Linked DNA regions of Homo sapiens: region 2 is linked to region 1. A link is an interaction called in ENCODE POLR2A ChIA-PET data of the cell type or tissue named here. Cell type or tissue: OCI-LY7. All regions are shown on one strand. Each heading gives the region's core, and the rest is flanking DNA. Links, peaks and the distances in the headings are about the cores only.

The links. ChIA-PET counts read pairs that join two places held together with the same protein. Peaks named below come from ENCODE experiments on the same cell type or tissue, not always from the same donor. Only the 100,000 strongest peaks of a DNase experiment are listed, where the experiment ranks them.
Region 2: POLR2A ChIA-PET joins it to region 1 with 5 read pairs; 4 of 35 experiments call an interaction of 5 or more read pairs at or near these places.

Annotation. Positions count from the first base shown.
Region 1 is chr2:151,839,589-151,842,401 of GRCh38, reverse strand. It overlaps CACNB4 (calcium voltage-gated channel auxiliary subunit beta 4), which reads left to right. Exons shown (of 14, transcript NM_000726.5): 13 at 314-499. Among named protein-coding and RNA genes, the nearest start is that of ARL5A, 13 kb to the right of the region's middle. In OCI-LY7, for the core only: no CTCF peak of the experiment used is centred there; a DNase peak (open chromatin) is centred at 1,821; H3K4me3 peaks cover 791 bases; H3K27ac peaks cover 1,281 bases.
Region 2 is chr2:152,049,616-152,052,428 of GRCh38, reverse strand. The region is part of intron 2 of CACNB4 (calcium voltage-gated channel auxiliary subunit beta 4); the gene reads left to right. Among named protein-coding and RNA genes, the nearest start is that of CACNB4, 48 kb to the left of the region's middle. RefSeq lists enhancers at 646-825, 946-1,025, 1,686-2,307. In OCI-LY7, for the core only: no CTCF peak of the experiment used is centred there; no DNase peak of the experiment used is centred there.

The sequences.
Region 1 (2,813 bases), core at 295-2,794:
CCGAGATCGTGCCATTGCATTTCAGCCTGGGCAACAGAATGAGACTCCGTCTTAAAAAAAAAAAAAAAAAAAAAAAAAAAAGATCCAAATATTGAATGAACACTTTCATTTTTATATTAATGTCTACATTCGTTCATGGATAACTGTGTAACTCTTCACTTGACCCTAACTTTAGAAACTGCCCATATAGCACCTCAAATTTGATTTTAGCTAATAGCTATTAAAAATGCTATTATCTGTGTTAAGTGGAATTTTAGGTTTCATTGCCTAAAACCTAAAATGGAAGTAAAGTGGATTTTCTTGTCATCTACAGGAAATGTTTGATGTTATATTGGATGAAAATCAGCTTGAGGATGCATGTGAACATCTAGGGGAGTACCTGGAGGCGTACTGGCGTGCCACCCACACAACCAGTAGCACACCCATGACCCCGCTGCTGGGAAGGAATTTGGGCTCCACGGCACTCTCACCATATCCCACAGCAATTTCTGGGTTACAGGTATTGTCACTTTTTCACTCATGCTTTTTACAACCTTACATGTAAAATTCTATGGGAACTTGATTAGGATGGAGACTGGAGTCATCCTTAATCTGAAGAGGGAACACTATGTGCACATTATATTTAAAAATCTTAAATATTATCTAATTATGATCTATCCTAGAGAAAACTACCCAGAGACTGACAATTTCCTGAGAATTATGCTGTCTGTGAATTTACAGTGGATTTTACTTAGGTAAATTAACTCCTCCTATGTCTAAACTCTGCTGGCAAACGTAATGCCTACTCAATGCACCTGCCCATTACTTTTTTTTAGAGACATAGTCTCACTCTGTTGTTCAGGCTGGAATGCAGTGATATGATCATAGCTCACTACAGCCTCAAATTCCTGGACTCATGGGCTTATGCAGTCCTGCTGCCTCAGCCTCCCAAATAGCTGGGACTACAGGCACATACCACACACATGGATAATTAAAAAAAAAAAATTGTAGAGACAGTGTCAGTGTCTCACTTTGTTGCCCAGGATGATCTCAAACTCCTGGCTTCAAGCAATCTTCCTGCCTTGGCCTCCCAAAATGTTGAAATTACCATCATGAGCCACCACTCCTGGCCCCTCCATTACTTCTTAATGCCACTTCTTAAGGATTACACAATAGCTAAGTAAGATATATAGGTGCAGATAGGCCTTTCAGCTGCCCTTAATTAATCCTGCCGCACCCAGGTTGCTAGGCCTGCTCTCTACCTTGCACAAGACAATGTGGATATAAGTAGAGCTGCTCTGTTCAGAAACAGTAACTGATCCCTGAGTTTTCTTGGGGCTGTGCAGGTGCCCACCTTTGTAAGTGGCTGTGGCACGTGTCCTTTAGGGAAGCTGGTGACGAACACAGGATCAAGAGGTTCTCCCTTCTGCTGTTCTGGTATTGCACTCAGAGGTAGAGATAGGGAACCAGAGACCTTATGGTACAAAATGAGCCTGCCTTTCTACATCAATTATTATTTACCATTCATCAAGTAGCTGCTGGAATGTGGCCAAACCCGCAGCAAACTGAGGAACATGTAGTCAATTGAGCCCTCTTGTATCATGATGAGTTTTGTTTTAATGGATTATAATGATAGTCTTAATTGTCGATCATACAGAGTTAACTCTGAGATAAATGGCACTCTCTGAAATGCTATTATAGCTGTATTACTCTGTTACAAAATTGCATCTTTGTAAGCAGAAAAACTGTCATGCAAATGAATAGCTTTTGAAACTAGAAATGAACATGAAAAATGTACTGTGGTAATGTACAGCACATACGCATGCATTAGGACTATTTCATGCCTTGTTTCACTTCCCATGGGCTGATCTGAGTGTACATTACTATTGACTAGTGTGGATTGGCTCTGAATTGTACATTACAGAATGAGAAATAGATGCATGAAGCAATACACTTCTGTAATGTACGTAGAAATGCAATGTTGCACTTTTATATTGAATACAACAATCTTGACTCATCACTGCTAAGACATCCACCTAGAGTGGTTCTCCCTGTTTCACTAATGAGTTAATGTGTTGCCCTTTATTCTGTGGCCTATTTCTTCTCCCAGTAACAATTGACACTTCATTGTGAGGCACCTGAGGTTAAAGGCACAGTCTGTGACCTGTCAAATGAATTTCCTTCTGCCTGAATCTGAGTGTACTTTAGATGAGATGTGTCTGGGCCCATGGTTTCAGCAGGATCCTGTGCCTTAACTGATGTGACCTACCTAAACCAGTAGACACAAGTAGATAAATGTTTTCTCATAGTGGAGAAAAATGTTGAATAACATTTTCTGAGCCTTCAAATAAGTATCTTAAGATGCTAATTTCAATTAATGGTATTAGAGGAATTTCGTTTATATTGGAAGATTATTTTGCAGGACATTTTAGTTGAGGAAGCAAGATTTATAAATGTATCAATTAGCTGGCTTCATAATTATTGTATACACCCTTGGAAAGATTATTACATTTATGTAGGATGCAGAAACACTTTATTTTATGAACAGCACAAATAATAATTTTATTAAAATGTTTTTAAAAGGTATAAGGAATATTCAGTTAGATCAAGGTGAGGTGTGTTACTTTAGAAGGAGAAAGATTATATCAATTCAAGAGAGAAATAATAAATGCTATTCTGAACTTTATTTCCCAATAGTAAAATAATTTTCATTTTTGCAATAGAAATGGAATTATTAGAACTTCCTAAATATATTAAGTTCCATTTAACAGTTAGCTTTCAATTCTACATTTGTAATAGGAAGCATAGTCATTCAGCACTGTGGAATTAAACTC
Region 2 (2,813 bases), core at 247-2,746, 210 kb before region 1:
TACTTAGGCTGTGGCATGAGAATTGCTTTGAACCCGGGAGGTGGAGGTTACAGTGAGCCGAGATCACGCCACTGTACTCCAGCCTAGGCGACAGAGTGAGACTCTGTCTCAAAAAACAAAAAGAGATAATGTGAATAATCTGATTTTCACTTTTAGTACAGTATTCAATGAATTACATGAGACATTCAATACTTTATTATAAAATAGGCTTCGTGTTAAAATGATTTTGCCCACCTGTAGGCTAACATATGTATTCTGAGCACACTTAAGGTAGGCTAGACTAAGCTATGATGTTCAGTAGGCTGGATGTGTTAAATGCAATTTCAATTTATGGTATTTTCAATGGGATGTAACCCCGCCATAAGCGGAGGAGCAGCTGTACTGATGATGTGCTACAATATGTGTGAACCTTGAAAATATTATGCTAACACTATGTCTGAAAGAAGCCAGATACAAGAGGGCTTCATATTATGAAAAACTACATATTATATGTACTTTAATGCTACATAAACTACAAAAACTACATATTTTATGTTACCATTTATAGGAAAAGTCCAGTATAGGCACATTTAGAGAGACAGAACGGTTAGTGATTGCCAAGGTCGGGGGAGTGGAGGGATTGGGGAGTGACTGGTAAAGGGAACAGAGTTGTTTAGTTTGCTGTGGCTGCCATGACAAATTACCATAGATGGGTGGCTTAAACAACAGAAAGTTACTTTTCAAAGTTCTGGAGGCTGAAAGTCCATGATACTGGTACCAGCATGTTTGGGTTCTTGTTGAAAGCCCTCTTTCAGTTTGCAGACAACTGTCTTCTTCTTGTACTTTCACATCCTCACATGGCTGAGAGCAGAGAGAGAGGAAGCAAGCCCTCTCCTGTCTCTTCTTAGAAGGACGCTAACCCCATCAGGAGGGCTTCACCCTCATGATCTGATCACCTCCTGAGCGCTCCATCTCCAAATGCCATCACACTGGAGATTAGGGCTTAACATATGTATTTTGTGGGGACATATTCAGTCCATACCAAGTATTTCTCTTTGGGGTAATTAAAATAATCTAAAACTGGTTGTGGTGATAGTTGCAGCACAACTCTGAATATACTAAACTGTTGATTATGCACTTTAAATGGGTGAATTGAATGGTATGTGAATTATATTTCAATAATACTGTTCAAAAAAAAAGTTGATAGTAAAAAGCCAAAGGGAAAGCTGGGCCGCTGGGTAGGGATGGGGGGCGGTCAAGGAAAAGGACCTCCCTGGGTAAATTTCTTCACCAGTCACCTGTCTCTCCATTAGGTCATTGTATGTGGTTTTTGAGGGTTTTTTTCTGTGGTTGGTGGTGGTGTTTTAGAAAAAGTGGATGTGGGCTGGGCCCAGCGGCTCACATCTGTAATCCCAGCACTTGGGAGGCCGAGGTGCGCAGATCACTTAAGCTCAGGGGTTCAAGACCAGCCTGGGCAACATGGTGAAACCTTGTGTCAATAAAAAAAATTAGCTGGATGTGGTGACGTGCACCTGTAGTCCCAGCTACCTGGGGACCTGAGGCAGAAGGATCACTTGAACCCGGTAGATCGAGATCGAGGCTGCAGTGAGCCAAGATTGTGCCACTGCACTCCAGCCTGGGTGACAAAGTGAGACCCTGTCTCAAAACAAACAAACAAACAAGCAGAAAAACCCCACAAGTGGATATGCCTGCATTAAAAAAAAATTTTTTTTAGAGACAGAGTCTTGCTCTGTCACACAGGCCGGAGTGCAATGGCACAATCATGGCTCACTGCAGCCTCAAGCTTCAGGGGTTAAGTGATCCTCCTACCTCAGCTTCCCAAAGAGCTGGGATTGCAGGTGTGAGCCGCTGCACTGGTCTTGCATTTTCCTTTCCTCTACCAAACCTGGCTCCATTTGCTTGTTAAAAAAGCAGTGAGCATTAGTGGAATGTTAATGGTCTGAACGACTTTAACTTTCCATCTGGCTGTTACTCTCCAGGAAGTCTCTTTTCATTTGATTGCAACTGATTAGAGGTTCTTGTTCATGTTGCATTTGATGTGGCTCATTTAGAGTAAATCTAGTGGGTGATTTTCTCTCCTCTTATGTCCAGCATTCCAAAGAGCTCTCTTTTAGAGGTTGTGTCCGCTTCATCAATAGCAGATGATCACATTTCTGACCAGCCAGTGTGCCAAAAGGATGGAAGGCAAAGTGAGGGCTGAATTGTGTGTGGGAGAACCCGGAAACTTTCTTTCCTCGTCTTTACGTGACAGGCAGCGGGCCCAGCACACTATGTCACTTTGGAAAGTCATCTGTCCAGGGCAGCTGTGATAATGGTATTTCACAAAAAACCTGGGGCTTTCACCCAACATGCCAAATGCCAGCTTGGCCAAGATACATCCACTCAGCAGACTGACCCATGCTGGGATTCTGCAGACCAGATTAAAACATTTGGGTGTCCCATCTCCATACTGTGGTCTGGTTGGTTGAGATGCAGTTGCCTTGCAGACAAGTCGACACATTTGGCCCTCAGTAGAAGTTCCTCACTGTAGGTTAATGACAGTCACCAGTCAAACCAACATGGTCTTAACTTGAACGCTCTAAAAGGAATAAAATGGTTTCTTTTATTGGTTTATCAATTCATAGCCTAAAAGAGGAAGTTAGCTTGTCGCCTGGGCACCTGTGTAAGCCCTTGCTGCTCCATGTGGAAGATTCATGCTTTAGAACACAGCCTTTCTTTCTTTCTGTAGATTCGGATATTATAGGGAGACAGAATCTAGGGCTGTGGCTGGTGACCTACTTCCTTCTTATGGTGAAGAAGGTCAGGGAGAGAGA